2 separate regions of the Mus musculus genome follow, and region 1 is linked to region 2. The links are chromatin loops, found by intact Hi-C in ENCODE. Cell type or tissue: left cerebral cortex. All regions are shown on one strand.

The links. Hi-C counts contacts between places; a loop is a spot of excess contacts. Peaks named below come from ENCODE experiments on the same cell type or tissue, not always from the same donor. Only the 100,000 strongest peaks of a DNase experiment are listed, where the experiment ranks them.
Region 1: a loop joins it to region 2, with 7 times the contacts of the local background. A loop is called at or near these places in 15 of 42 quality-filtered maps.

Annotation. Positions count from the first base shown.
Region 1 is chr1:51,665,473-51,673,472 of GRCm38, forward strand. No RefSeq gene overlaps it. Among named protein-coding and RNA genes, the nearest start is that of Gm31636, 47 kb to the left of the region's middle. In left cerebral cortex, CTCF peaks have their summits at 3,592 (motif pointing right) and 6,141; DNase peaks (open chromatin) are centred at 3,609 and 6,044.
Region 2 is chr1:51,939,373-51,947,372 of GRCm38, forward strand. It overlaps the pseudogene Gm8420. Among named protein-coding and RNA genes, the nearest start is that of Gm33795, 27 kb to the left of the region's middle. In left cerebral cortex, a CTCF peak has its summit at 5,681 (motif pointing left); DNase peaks (open chromatin) are centred at 3,612 and 5,644.

The DNA.
Region 1 (8,000 bases), 270 kb before region 2:
GTGGTGTGTTGAAGTCTCCCACTATTATTGTGTAAGGTGCAATGTGTGCTTTGACCTTTCTAAAGTGTCTTTAATGAATGTAGCTGCCCTTGCATTTGGAGCATAGATATTCAGAATTGATATCTCTTGGAGGATTATACCTTTGATGAGTATGAAGTGTCCCTCCTTGTCTTTTTTGATAACTTTGGGTTGAAAGTCGATTTTACTAGATATTAGAATGGCTACTCCAGCTTGTTTCTTCAGACCATTTGCTTGGAAAATTGTTTTCCAGCCTTTCACTCTGAGGTAGTGTCTGTCTTTTTCCCTGAGATGGATTTCCTGTAAGCAGCAGAATGTTGGGTCCTCTTTGTGTAGCCAGTCTGTTAGTCTATGTCTTTTTATTGGGGAATTGAGACCATTGATATTAAGAGATATTAAGGAAAAGTAATTGTTGCTTCCTATTATTTTTGTTGTTAAAGTTGGCATCCTGTTCTTGTGGCTGTCTTCTTTTAGGTTTGTTGAGGAATTACCTTCTTGCATTTTCTAGGACGTGGTTCCCGTCCTTGTATTGGTTTTTTTTCTGTTATTATCCTCTGAAGGGCTGAATTCGTGGAAAGATAATGTGTGAATTTGGTTTTGTCATGGAATACTTTGGTTTCTCCATCTATGGTAATTGAGAGTTTGGCTGGGTATAGTAGCCTGGGCTGGCATTTGTGTTCTCTTAGTGTCTGTATAACATCTGTCCAGGCTCTTCTGGCTTTCATAGTCTCTGGTGAAAAATCTGGTGTAATTCTTTATATGTTACTTGACCTTTCTCCCTTACTGCTTTTAATATTCTATCTTTATTTAGTGCATTTGTTGTTCTGATTATTATGTGTCGGGAGGAATTTCTTTTCTGGTCCAGTCTATTTGGAGTTCTGTAGGCTTCTCGTATGTTCATGGGCATCTCTTTTTTTAGGTTTGGGAAGTTTTCTTCTATAATTTTGTTGAAGATATTTGCCGGTTCTTTGAGTTGAAAAATCTTCATTCTCATATATTCCTATTATCCGTAGGTTTGGTCTACTCATTGTGTCCTGGATTTCCTGGATGTTTTGAGTTAGAATCTTTTTGAATTTTCCATTTTCTTTGATTGTTGTGCCGATGTTCTCTATGGAATCTTCTGCACCTGAGATTCTCTCTTCCATCTCTTTTATTCTGTTGCTGATGGTCACATATATGGTTCCAGATTTCTTTCCTAGGGTTTCTATCTCAAGTGTTTCCTCACTTAGGGTTTTCTTTATTGTGTCTACTTCCCTTTTTAGGTCTTGGATGGTTTTATTCAATTCCATCACCTGTTTGGTTGTGTTTTCCTGCAATTCTTTAAGGGATTTTTGTGCTTCCTCTTTAATGTCTTCTATCTGTTTAGCAGTGTTCTCCTGTATTTCTTTAAGAGAGTTATTAAAGTCCTTCTTGATGTCCTCTAGCATCATTATGAGATATGCTTTTAAATCTGGGTCTAGCTTTTCGGGTGTGTTGGGGTGCCCTGGACTGGGTGAAGTGGGAGTGCTGGGTTCTGATGATGGTGAGTGGTCTTGGTTTCTGTTAGTAAGATTCTTATGTTTACCTTTCGCCATCTGGTAATCTCTGGAGTTAGTTGTTATAGTTGTCTCTGTTTAGAGATTGTTCCTCTGGTGATTTTGTTACCCTCTATCAGCAGACCTGGGAGACTAGCGCTCTCCTCTGAGTTTCAGTGGTCAGAGCACTCTCTGCAGGCAAGCTCTCCTCTTACAGGGAAGGTGCACAGATATCTGGCATTCAGACCTCCTCCTGGCCGAAGATGAAGGCCCAAAACAGGATCCTTCCCAGAAGCTGTGTTGCTTTGGCCTGTCACAGAAGCTGCCAGCTCCTGCAGTCCACACACTCATCTGTGCAGACTACTTTCGGTAGAGTCCCGGAACCAGGATGGCTCCTGCCGATCCTGAGGCAAAAGCCTCCCGGACTGGGGGACACCCGTCCTCTGGCCGGGTGGGTGGCCGGATGTCTGGAGCCTGAAAAGGGTGCCACCTCAGAAGCTCTGTGGCTCCTGCCCATCCCAGAAGCTGCTAGCCTCCGTAGTCCACACTTTCACCTGTGTAGACTACTTTCGGTGGAGTCCCAGAACCAAGATTTTTTTTTTTTTTACAAGCTGATTGTTGTGTGACTTCTTCCCTGAAGAGATGTGATGATTAAAATCTACTCACCCAAAACTGGGCACCAATAAACAGATCAAGAAAACAATTCCACAAATGTCTGGCTTGGTGAATCAATCAGTGGGCTTTTTGGGATTCTTGTAGGAATGTGGGTGATAAATTACTGACTCAAAGGCAGGGGAAGCACCAAAAAGCCCACCTCACCCACTAGTGACAAGTCTCAAAAGCTGCTTCTCCGCAGATCCCTGCAAAACTGCTGAGCTAAACTTCCCCTGTCCCTAGCTGAGTTCCTCTATCTTAGCCTTGGGGGAGGGACCTTAATTTTGTAAATTTCAAAAGCTTCCTGGCACCTTGTCAATTTCCTTTACTTCTTGGGTCTTTAGGGGTCTCTCTGCCCCAGCAAGAAATGTTTGAAAGAAATTGCTACACTACACTCTCAATTAAAGCTCTTACAGAAGATCTACCAGAGGCCAAAACTTTAAATCAAGTTAATATGTGTTCTGTTGTATCAAAAGATGGCCTAGTCGGCCATCACTGGAAAGAGAGGCCCATTGGACACGCAGACTTTGTGTGCCCCGGTACAGGGGAACGCCAGGGCCAAAGGGGGGGAGTGGGTGGGTAGGGGAGTGGGGGTGGGTGGGTAAGGGGGACTTTTGGTATAGCATTGGAAATGTAAATGAGCTAAATACCTAATTAAAAAAAAATATGTGTTCTGTTATTTGTCGGTTTTAAGCTTCAGCAACTTGTTATGTGACCTTAAGTCAGTTACCTAAGCTCTTTAAACCTCGATATCTCAGTAGAACTAAGACTAATAATTCTGCTGTCAAGAGTTAGAACGGCAATGTAGGAGAGGTGTTTGGCTCATTACTTGGCAAGAGGGACATGATCAATAAGCATGGAGTATTGTGGTATGTGTAATTATTGCTAAGAATTCTACAGAGAACATGGTCACAGTGACACAAACTCAGTTCTGCCATAGACTTTCATTAAGCATAAAATAGAAATGGCAATAACCCTAATATAAACAGTTGAATCGTCTTAAAATAATTTAACTCTTTGGGGAGGGGCACACAGAGTTCAAGACAAGGTTTCTCCGTGTCAAGGCAGTTCTTGAACTCACTGTGTAGACCAGGCTGTCCTGGGACTAACAGAGATCCCACTTGCCTCTGACTCCCAGGTACTGGGATTAAAGATGTGCACCACCACACCTGGGTCATTCTCTCCTTAGGCACTAAATTTCACAGGCAGAGCTTTAGTTTTACAAAGTGCTGGAAGAAAAGGTTAATTCAAAGTACTTGTATGATTCAAAGAAGTAAAACTTTTTTTCTTTCTTTCTTTTTTAAGCTAGTACTTTCTGTTCTTGGGCCAAGAAAGACAATGGAGTAACAGGGCCTCTGAAGCTTCCCTTTCCTCCATGGAAAACTGTAGCAAACCATGAAACTTATTCCACAAGGGGGAGTCAGGCTCATGCTGAATTTCCTTAGGGAAGCCAAAAAGGGAAATGTAGGGAGAATCTCTTATAAGCATCACCTGTCAATAAAAAAAGCCTATGACCAATGAGCTGAGGCAAGAAATAGGAAGTGGGACACTGACAGGAAGAGAGAGGATTCTGGGAAATAGTGAGAGTATAAAATAGTGATTAAGCAGAACATTTGGAGGGATAGACCCAGACTGAGGGGATGGACATAAACCAGCAGAGAAACTCTGAGGACACACAAGTGAAAAAGCAGACAGGAACTGAAGAAGAGGTTACTAACCAAGTGGTAGACATAGAATAGTTTAAATGGTTAAGTAAGTTATGAGCTAGCCAATGAGCCAAAGCTTATGGCCTAGGCCTTTATTAATAAACATTGAGTCTCAGAGTCATCATTCCAGGAGCAGTACTGGGAAAGGAAAATCTGATATAATATACTTACAGGAATAAGACAATATTCTGTCCCAAACCTTCTTGAAATTCCCAAAGACATTTTAAAGATGGTCTTTTAAAATCAAAGAGTCCCTTTGCAACACAGTATTCATACCTATTTGCCAAGTCAACCTTTAAAAAAGACCACAGCCGGGCTGGTGAGATGGCTCAGTGATTAAGAACACTGACTGTTCTTCCAAAGGTCCCGAGTTCAAATCCCAGCAACCACATGGTGGCTCACAACCATCTGTAATGAGATCTGATGTCCTCTTCTGGTGTGTCTGATGACAACTACAGTGTACTTACATATAATAAATAAATCTTAAAAAAAGAAAAAAAGACTACAGCCATCTCCCACAAAGCCTGCTTCTCCAGTTTGTCGCTGTCCCAACGACTCTCAGCTGGCTACCCAGTCCCTGTTTTCTCCTTTGTGGCTCATTCTCCAGACATTTTCTTCAAAGACAACTGAAGCTGGGCGGCTAAGCCAGTGCTGTCCCACTGGTCTCCTGGCTAGTATATGACCCCAGACTCGATGAGTACCATTCCCAGTAGAAGTGGTTGAAGTTCAACCTACATGTTTGATCTGCTTGTGCTATGTGTGCCAGCATTGGCCTCCTTAACAGCTAAATTAGTCTGTAGTCACCAAGAAACTTTGCTTTTCATGTTGCTGCCATGGAAACCATACTAGACCGTTACTATGGCTGTGCCCTCAGAGGGAGCTGTTCACATTAAGCCACTTCCTTTCTGAGGTACTTAGACTTGGTTTTAACCAAATGCTAGGATTACAGGCATGTTCTGTCTCTGGGGATTGAACCTAGGACTTCATATATGTTAGGCAAGTACTCGAACCTATATAGAGATGCTAACAGTTTAAAGAGTATCCTTAGAATTAAACATATCAGAAATTTTCTGATTGTGCCCTGAGGAACCTTAAGGGTCTAGGAGATGTATCTAAGATGGCATTCAGGCAATGAAGAAGGAGAAACACACGCACACACACACACACACACACACACACACAGAGAGAGAGAGAGAGAGAGAGAGAGAGAGAGAGAGAGAGAGAGAGAGAGAAATGAGCTAGCTGGCTTGACGTGTTGTAAATAAGAATCTTTCTTGCCTTTCACACATAATTATCTGCCAGTGCTCTTTAGAACAGGGTTTCTTTTCTTTTTTTTTCCTTTTTAACTTTTCTTCTTTCTTTTTATTAGATATTTTCTTTATTTACATTTCAAATATTATCCCCTTTCCTGGTTTCCCCTCCGAAATGCCCTTATCCCCTCTCTCCTTCCCCTGCTCACCAACCCACCCACTCCTGCTACCTGGTCCCGGCATTCCCCTACACTGGGTCTTAGAGCCTTCACAGGACCAAGGGCCTCTCCTCCCATTGATGACTGATTAGGCCATCCTCTGCTACATATGCAGCTGGAGCCATGAGTCCCACCATGTGTATTCTTTGGTTGGTAGTTTAGTCCCTAGGAGTTGTGGGGGTACTGATTGGTTCATATTGTTGTTTCTCCTATGGGGCTGCGAACCCCTTCAGCTCCTTGGGTCTTTTCTCTAGCTCATTCATTGAGGACCCTTAGAACAGGGTTCTAATTTCTAACTGGATATAGCCAGTTTCAAACTAGGCTTCCATAGAGCTGCTCAGTGGTTTGCATCTTCATCTTTATACTTGCTGTTTAACCAGATAAGTCACTATCATTTGCATTATCAATATAGCATGAATCTGTGTAACACTGGTAAGACAGAGAGGCCAGATCCTCTCAGACCCCCTGAGAAGCCCTGGCAGACCAGCATCTGGAAGCATTCAGACAAGCAATAGTGGCGAGGCATGGTGCCCAGGAGACAGGAGGGCTGCAAGCAGGAACTGGGTGGGGCTGGAGCTGCCTCTGCTACAGACAACTTTCCAGCACAGGGCTCAAAGCCCTTCTCCTCAGCTCCAGTACTTAACTACCTGCCAATTGCCCAAGACTCATTTCCTTCCTGGCTTCTGTCAGCTTCAACCAGAAGGAAACTGTTAGGCTTGAGCCAGAACATTGTGCTGAGTGGTAGCAGCAGTGGCAGCATAAGGCGAGGCAGAGGGCAGCAGCCACCCACAGGCAGCGCTGCCAATGGCAGGATAGTGGGAATGGCTCCTGCTGCTTTGCCTGTGAAAGGACAAACAATATTCACAAGTGCTGCTTATTCCTGAGTGCACAAAGAAAATTCTACTTGTGTGTGTGTGTGTGTGTGTGTGTGTGTGTGTGTGTGTGTGTACAATTACGTGTCCCCATGCACATAGAATCCTGAAGTCAACCTCAAATGTCACTCCTTAGGACACTGTCCATTTTTATCTTTAAGACAAGGTCATCCATTCAACTAGGCTGGATGCCAGTGAGCCCCAGGGACCTTACCTGTCTGCCTCTCCACTACTAAGATACAATAGTATACTTCCATGTTATTAATTCTTAATTTCAGTGTAAAATGTGCTTAAATTCAGTGTGAAATATTACAATTTCTCAGTAGCCAAATGGTATAAGCAAACCACAGTCCCCATTGACCACTGAATGGATAAGCAAGATTTGATGTTTATGTTCAATTGGATACTATTTGGCTTTAAAACAGAAGGAAGTCTGAAATATGCTACAGCACCCACGGACCTAGATGACATAACACTACGTGAATATGACAGTTTACCAAAGGACAAGTATGATACACATCCATGCAGTAACTGGGGTGACCATGTCTTAGAGTCAGAAAGTATACAATGGTTACAGGAGTCTGGCATAGGGAAAGCCTGGAGTGTTAATGTCTAGTAGAGAAGATTACAGTCTGGGCAAAGAGAAAGCATTCTGAAGACAGGTAATAGGGACACCACACAACAATGTAAAGATTCTTGATATCAATGGACAATATACCTAAATGATTAATATGATAACATTTTACATATGCAATAACTACACTAGTATTATAGACATTGTTTATTAAATATACCAATCATACTGGACAGTATAGCAAATAACAAAAGCGTATATAAGCTTCTGTGTTTAATATATTGCCAATATTTTTGCCATGTACACTTTTATTCTTATGAAACAACAGCACATATGAAACTAACCCTTCCCTCCTTGTTCCACACCACTCATGGCTCTTTCTTCTTCCTGTATTCATTTTAGCATTTTACTGTGTAATAATAACACATACTAGTACTATAAGAGGTTAAATTAGACAAGAGATAGATTAGTCTTTTTGTAATTTTTTTTTGTTAACTCAAGAAAATTTCCCACATTCCTCTATGTAACCCATTCATTTTTTTAAACCTCAGAATCTTATGCCATTGTTTGAATCCCTCACTGCTGGTCATTCTGGTTGCTGGAACTCTTTTCTGTCAATGAAAACGCTGTGTTGAGCATGCTGCTTGTGAGCCGTGCGTACATATGAGGAAGCGTCCCTGCTATGTATTCTTAAAGTGAGATTTCTGTTCTATACAGGGACTCCGGTTTCACTGCACTGAATGTTCATTCCCAATCCTGGGTCCCACCTTCACTGACAAGGTCTCTGGATCCTACCCTTCCCTGCACCAGACATGGATGTTGTCCTGCCACTGCTCCATCTAAGGGTATAAAGTGTGCATCCTCAAACAGCAAAACTAAGCTGGTGGGTGTGAAGTTCCTGCAATTCTGCTTTCCTATGGGATAGAGCACTCACTTTTATACTGTATTATACTGTAATCTCTGGAACATGATGGCAGTGAATGCTGTTCATTTTCTAGCACAATGTCTTGTACACAACAGGTAGCTAAGTATCTGCTAAAGAATTGAAGGGGTCTGCGCCCAGAGCTGATACTGTGCCACAGCGCTCCACACTCAATTACCATTGGGAGAGAGCTGGTCTCCCAGGAGTGCAGACACACCTGTGAACACAGGTAAGATCACCACTTCTGCTCAAATTCTTGGCCCAAAAGGGAC
Region 2 (8,000 bases):
GTGTCACTGTGGGCATGGGCTTTAAGACCTTCCTCCTAGCTTCCTGAAAGCCAGTCTTCCACTAGCAGCCTTCAGATGAAAATGTAGAATTCTTAGCTCCTCCTGCACCATGCCTGTCTAGATGCTGCTATACTCCCACCTTGATGATAATAGACTGAACTTCTAAACCTGTAAGCCAGCTCCAATTAAATGATGTCCTTTATAAGACTTGCCTTGGTGGTGATGTCTGTTCACAATAGTAAAACCCTAATTAAGACAGTCATATATTATATTTAGTAATATATAATATAAAATTATATATTTGTGTGTATGTGTATACATACACACATTTAAAATCATATGTCTGCCATATGGGATCTCAAAATCAATGTATGTTCAATACACTCAGCTATAACATATCTCTGTTTCTAGTAAGTCCCTTGATTGACTATGTCCCAAGGAAAATACCAAAGTATGACCTTGACCATGATAGTGTGACGATTGGAAAAAGAATGGACTCCATAGGTTCCTATACATGAATGCTTGGTTAGCAGAAAATTTAAAAAGATTTTCAAACAGTTTGGAACTGTTTGAAAGGATTACCAGCATTCTGAGGCATGCCCTTTGGAGTGGGCGTGGCCTTGTTAAAGGAAGTGTGTCACTGGAGATGGCAGGCTTTGAGGCTTCAAAAGCCGATGCCAGGCCCAGTCTCTCTCCGTTTCCCTCTTCTCCTTTCCATATATGGATCAGGATGTAGCTCTTAGCTACTCCTCCAGCACATACATGTGTGCCTGCCTGCTGCCATGCTCCTAACCATGATGATGATGGACTGAACCTCTGAAACTGTAAGCCAGCCTCCAGTTAAATGCTTTTCCTTATAAGAGTTGCTTTGGTCATGGTGTCTCTTCACAGCCACAAAAAAAGTGACTAAGACAGACAGGTATTGGACAAATATTTTTTCATCACTTGATGTGAAAAATGAATAGCTGGGGATATTATGCATGTTCCAAATGATGTCCAAGCTGAACAACCGGATGTCCTACCCATTCTATGCTATAGGGCTTCCTCTCATAAGGGGAGACCTCTTGTTAACAGTGGACACCAGTCATTAATGCAAGGAAAGATAACTACTACACAGGAATGGAATATAAATCTCTATCCACAAACTCAAATGTGCAAAAGATGTTTTATTTCTCAGCAACAAAATGGTACAATAATATAAAAAACAATCTACTCTTAATGTCAGACTCAAGTTTTCTGAGCGGCAGAAACAATTCTGGGACTCTCTTTCTTTCTTCCTTCCTTCCTTCTCCTTGGAGAATATTGCGCCTTCTCCAGGCTTCACTGCGGGAACCACCAATAGTGTGATGGAACTTGTGGCCCTTTCCAAGGCCACGGCTCTTTCGGCCAGCAGATGTCAGCCCACGCATCTCTCTGTGTTTGTGGACTGGTTTGGTGATCCTCTGGGTGTCAGGATTTCTTCTGATAGCTTTATGGAACAGATCAATGAGGATAACCTCAAAATATTTGTATGTGGAATCTTCACCAACCCAGTAGGAATTCAGGACTTTCAAAGCCCCACAATGGCGCCCAGCTCTCTCCTCAGCAACAGACTGAAGGCTTCGGGCAAGTTTCAGCAGGTTAACACCATGGTGGACAGGCTTGCGGTAAGTTGCACCCTTAGGAACTGGGCGTTTACGACCACCACGGCGGACACGAATCCTGTAAATGACATAGCCTTGCTTAGCCTTGTACCCTAGTCTTCGAGCTTTATCAGGCTGGGTGGGGCAGGGAGCCCTGTGCAGTGCAGAGAGCTGGCGGTATTGCCAGCAGCGGACCCTCAGAAGAAAGCGCATCACGTCGGACTGCTTCTTCCTCCATAGCTCCTGGATGTATTTGTATGCACCCATCTTTGCTCACCTGATGGCTGCCGCCAGACGAAAGGAAGAAGCCTTTCAGGGACTCACCTTCTATGAGCTATAAGTTTGAAAGGAAAAAGATGGGGAGCAAAGGGAAATAGATTTTATCGCCTCTTCTGCTCTTTGAGGTCCAGCAACTCAAAGGGCTGATTGGATGGACACTGGTCACATATAACGGGCTTCGGAAGGGCTCTTGCCTGTCCCTGCTATCAAAGTGTCTTCTGAGTTCCCTGTATGCCCTTAGGGTGAGGCTGGGGCTATACAGAGCACTTCAGAAAATCTGTGCTGTTTATGGGTACTCAGGAACTATTCTCCCACCTACGTCAAGCAGAATAGGGCACTCTGGGATGCAGCCTCAGCCCTCCTGAGTCAGGACAGATTCTATAGGCAGATACTATAGCTACTTCAAGCATCGGGAAGCTTTCTCAGGCTCTAGCTGCAATTAGGGGCAGTCACCCTAATCACCCAAGGTTTCTGTTGTCCTCATTGGAAACAAACTGGCAGCTGATGTTCTTGATTTCCCCTCTAACAGTCAGCAGAGCCCATTGCACTTGACCCATCAGCTGACCCTTTGCGGTGGGAAATCTTGTTCCTGTGTCATGGTGTTTGCCGAGACCATTAACTTTGCTGGAGAACACTCTATTCCCTGTAGGTTTGATACATTTGAACTCAACTCAGAAAAACACGTGTTTATTTTTTTGAGTCAGTAGATGCCTACAGTGTGGCTTCAAAAGGAAGAATCTCAAAAGACTACAAGAAAACACAAGAATGAAATTCTTTTGCAACTGTTTCCATGAACATTCAAGCTGCTAAAGGAAACTGGGGGCTGCTATGGACTGAAGCAGGGCCTAGAGGAATGGGTCTGAGAAAATGACATGTTTCACTCAATCTGGTAATAGTAGTCAGGAAAACACAGTCTCCTCTGCACCTGAAGGGCTGGGTGCACCTAGTTTGTACAAGAGTCAGGCACAAGAAGGGATCAGTTGAAATTTATGTTTCCATAACATAGAAGTGGTGCCATTTCTCCAGGCATGACCCTCAGTTCCTGGGGAGCAAGGCTCCTTAAGTTTTGTATTCTTCATCAGTGCCACCTACCCCCTGGAATAAAAATGTAAAATGTGACACATAAATACAAATATTATTATTCTGGTATGTCAAATCAATTAATAATGGTAAGAGTCCCCTCTGACTGGTAGCAGCGGCCTGAGGATGGCAACAGCTCTTGAACTCTGAAGCTGCAGCCACGAATGGAGAACCCTGGGTGCTTATGCAGCCTGTCCTTGGAACTACAGCTTGCTGTCATTGGACAACCCACAGCCACAGTTGGATGGGTCCAAGCAGAGAGGGAAGCTTTTCCTGCCTAACTGAAAACATATTCAAGCTCCCAGACAGAACAGGCCACTTTGTTTGTTTTTTGATTTTTAGACAGACAGGGTTTCTCTGTAGCCCTGGCTGTCCTGAAACTCACTCTGTAGACTGGACTGTCCTCAAACATAGAGATTTACCTGCCTCTGCCTCCCAAGTGCTGGGACTAAAGGCTCAGCTCCTGATAAGATTTTAATGTACTCAAGTACTCCCTCCCATATCCATCCTCAATTCACCCCCCAAAAATAGATGGCAGCACCCTCTATTCCTAGGAATAAGTCATGTATGATCTTGTGTTACACAAGCTTGTATACCTGACAGATGGTGTGGTGTGTGGGTGCACCCAAGGGCCACAATCTTTTTTTTCTCTCAAAATGGAGCCAAACGTTATTTATAAAATGGATTTTCTGAGGCCAAGACACAGCTTGGGAAACCTCTGTTGTATACAATATGGAGTAACTTAGAGTAAGGTGCAGCCTGGACTCAACTGTTCCTCTTGAACTGAAAATTCACCTAGAAATGAACACATGAACCTACTTCCCAAACTGCTACTTGTACAAGATTTTGTCTTGGGAGATGACAACCCTGTCAGCTCTTGCCTCCACCCTTCAGACATCTAGTCTACCAAGCCTGTCTGGTCGACAGGTCTACCGTGCCTCTTGCATCCATCCGTTTCTTGCCTCTGTGGCTGACGAGCCTTCATTCTGGGGTTGAAGTAATACAAGACTCCCAAAGCAGTGTTTCCAGCCCCATCTCACTTCTTCAATTCAGCTTTTTCATTTCAGTTCTCATGATGCCTCTTAAACATATTATCAGGAAAATGTAACCACCTGGGCAGGAAGGAAATCATTTTAAAGAAGTACGTACGTGCCCCTCTCCCTCAACTATCAGACTGTTGAAACAATAGACCCCGAGAAACAGAAATAGCCTTAGGAATCTCATGCTGGGAGAAGGAAGGGCTTGGGACATAAGGGCGGCTAGAGGAGGAACTTGTCTCACCTTGTCAGCTGGCCTTGCTAGAGAACTTGAGCCTACGCATTGGTGTTGAGTGGGACCTCACGTTGACCGGACTGCTTAGTTGTGTAGAGCTCACTCTTTCTACTTATGCCTTTCCCACCCATTAGGAAACTAAAGAAGATGTATTTGAGCAGAGAGGTCACTGGATCTCTTCGTCTCCTTTCAAAATGTTGCCACATTGAATAGATCTTTCTGTTTCTCACCAATATATTTTTAAAGATTTATTTACTATTATACATAAGTACACTGTAGCTGACTTCAGACGCACCAGAAGAAGGTGTCAGACCTCATTATGGATGGTTGTGAGCCACCATGTGGTTGCTGGGATTTGAACTCAGGACCTTCGGAAGAGCAATCAGAGTTCTTACCCACTGAGCCATCTCTCCAGCCCATTTTTTTTTAATTGCTCTTCTTAGTCAGGCGGGGTGGTGTATACTTTTAATCCCAGCACTCAGGAGGCAGAGGCAGGTGGATCTCTGTGAGTTCGAGGACAGCCTGATTTACATAGTAAGTTCCAGGATAGCCAGGGGCTGTTATATAGAGAAACCTTGTCTGGAAAAAACAAAACAAAAACAAAAAACAAATTGCTCTTCTTCAAGCAATATTACATGATGCTTCTGTTTAAAACCCTCTGAAGTGACCTTCTCTCCAGTAAGTGGTCCCTTGAGCCCTCTGTCCCTGGACTTTGATCACGTGTTTGAATTTACCTGCTTTCTTGCCCATGCAAATATCCTTTCTTTCACCTGCAACTGGAAGCCTTTGGCCCACGGCCAAAAAATTTAAATTATTTACTTTTTAAATTTCTTACTTTTCTCTCATTATTTTCCTCCCTAGGTCTTCAGCTTGGAACTAGCTAGCTTGCTGAGATGCAAAACCAATATCTCTCGCTCTTATGCAGTAAACGCCTGTCTTAGAAAAGGAAGTTGAGTTACTGTCCTCAATAGTGTATTATGAGCCAAGAGAAATTGCTGTTGTATTTGATAGTCAGCTACAGAGTTACATGAATATAACTTCATGCAAAGAATAGTCAAGTAGGTCTAATGATTGTCCCTCATGGGTGAGGACCCTAAGGTCCCTGAGGTCATACAACCAGTAAGCAATAGGGCTGCAACCAGAAAAAAACTGCACTTAAAATTGGATTTGAAGCTGAGCCCGACATTCACCGTCTACAGTGGAGAGTCTAAGCCATGCTGACTGCTATGTACCTAAACATATTCTCACTATTGCAGAACAGGTAGAGTTCACTTGAGGGCATCTTGCTCCTCAATACTCCTCAATAAAAGCTCTCAGCCTAGGAATTTGGAGGCCACCCTGCACTTGAATCCTAAGCATCATTGAGAACATGATCCCCAAGGGTTCCGATCCATGCCCTTCATTCGGAGGAATGAGTGCCACCTGGTGGACAGTTTTTGTTTCTCCTTAACCTCAGTTTTAATATCCACAACTCCATATCCACGAGGATTTTAGGAGTTAGTTGAATATACTGTTATACAGTAATAGTTTTAGCACAGTGCCAGAATCCTAAAGGATTATCCACCTTTTTATTATTTTATATTATGTTTGCTTTCTATTGAGTAAACTATGAAGTTTGCTTAGAAACAAGTCAAAATTTTATCTTTCTTACTGAATACCTTTCTCATTTTTCATAGAAAGGGAAAATGTATATGCAAAAGACTTATATTCTAATATTTGGAATTTCTGTCTGTACAATGGTGATAATAACATTTATGTCATGTGGGCAAAGTGATTTAAATAAATTAGTGCATGTAAGGTGCTAGGACAGCTCCTGACATACAAAAGATATTCAATAAAGCATTATATATTACCTTCATTATCCCATTGAGAACGAAAATACAGAATTAAGAGAAAATAAACCTAGTAATTTCTGGAATTCCTGGGGATCATCCCCTTTGTAAACAGGCTGCTTTGAGAGAGAAGGTCAAACATTAGAAGTAGACTTCCAGCCACAGATTAAAGTTCCCATTTATTCTAGAAACCCTTTCCAGTTATCTGATGAAGCAGGCTAGAAAGCAACGAGAGACAAGAGTCCCCACCCACTAATAACTTAGATTCCACAGGCTTACTTTGTGATCAGTAAGAAGTGAGGTCAGATCTAAGTGGAGATGCCCTTTATGTCTGGTGAGCCCAGCTAATGCCCCTCCCTTCCTGAGCCACTCCCCCTCCCTGCCAGGTAACTTAACATAACGAGCCTCCATTTCTGATACCTGACTACTTAGCCATGATGAGATGCTTTTTGCTGTTTACAAGTAAACAGGATCCTTCCAAGGCATATATTCATTTGAAGGAGTGTAGATGGCCTCACACAGGGAACCCCAGATAGAAAAATGCCAAATGTCCCCTTTTGCTGTAAGGCTTCTAGTTTCAAAATGGAGTGCTGTGACATGATCTATGGAGTAGCAGCCAAATGATCCCTAGGAAGAAAAAATAAACCAAAGCTTTATGTTTCACTGGGCTGAGAGGCCTTCATGACGTAAATCCCAGGGCTTGGGAAGGTGAGGCAGGAAGATGTCTATGTGTTTGAGTTTTGGCTGTTTAGTGAGACTGTATCAGTGAATAACTTAAGAGTGAAGAACAGGAGAATGACAATAGAGGGGCAGGGAGGAAACAGCATGAACGTCAAAGCTCAGTCTCCCTCCCTGCCATTCACACTTTCAAGGCCTTGGGTATCGGGAAGTTCCTCTGAGGTTATGTTTCTGGTAGCCTGCTCTAGACATCATGGTTTTAACTGCATAATGAGTGCACAAAGCCAGGGCACCTTTTATAAGATAAACACCACCTGAGTTTCTAAAAAGCATCTCTCTGGACAAAGCACACAACAACTAGGCAGGAAGGCTCTAATTATACCTGTGTTAGCTTCCTGTACCAATAACAGGTCATAAGTCATAAGTGGATTTCTGTTATGATTTAAACATTTAAATAAGTGGGGTCTTTATAAAACGTGTTTGTCTGCTAGCTTTTCTAGCCACTTCTGACTTCTCCTGCTCCCTTTCATCCACCAGTCACCAAATGATACAAATATAGTCTTCAAGACATGATCTCTCACTAAGGAATCTAGGCTGGCCTTGAACTCTCTGCAATTGTCCTGTCCCAGTCTCCCAAAGGTGAGGTTACAGATGTAAACCATTATGCTCAGGAAATATCCTGTTGTGCTTAGGGAGAAAAACCCCACAAATACCACTCTATCTTCAGGAGCAATCATTGCTACTCAAGTGGGGATGCAGAAGAAAAGGGGTTCAACCCACTGAAGTAGCCTCTAAACTCTGAATGCTTCATGTCCTGTGAGGCTTCAGTTACAGGTCCTTGTTGATCTCTTCAAATAGTAGAGTTGAGGACTTTACCTGTGAAACCCTTCTGAACTACAGAATACTGCCCGGCACTTAGCTCTCTGCCGCATGTTTCTTACGTTTCCACTGGGGAGGACAGGACAACGGATGTTCTCATTCAACTGTTTGGAAGACAGAATGGCATCTTCTCTTCACCATGATACATGAAGCCCTGCTACAAACTGTTGAGATCCATGTATGCTGCTTGGCCTATTGGGGAAACAGTCTGGCAGCAACACGATAGATACCTAGCACAGCACTTCCCTATAATGGACTAAATGAAGGTTACTCTAATTGAATTGGATAGGCTAAGGGCCCACAGCCAAGTCCTGGCATGCAGCAGTGCTGAGATCTATCAGAATGTCACCACCGGTGA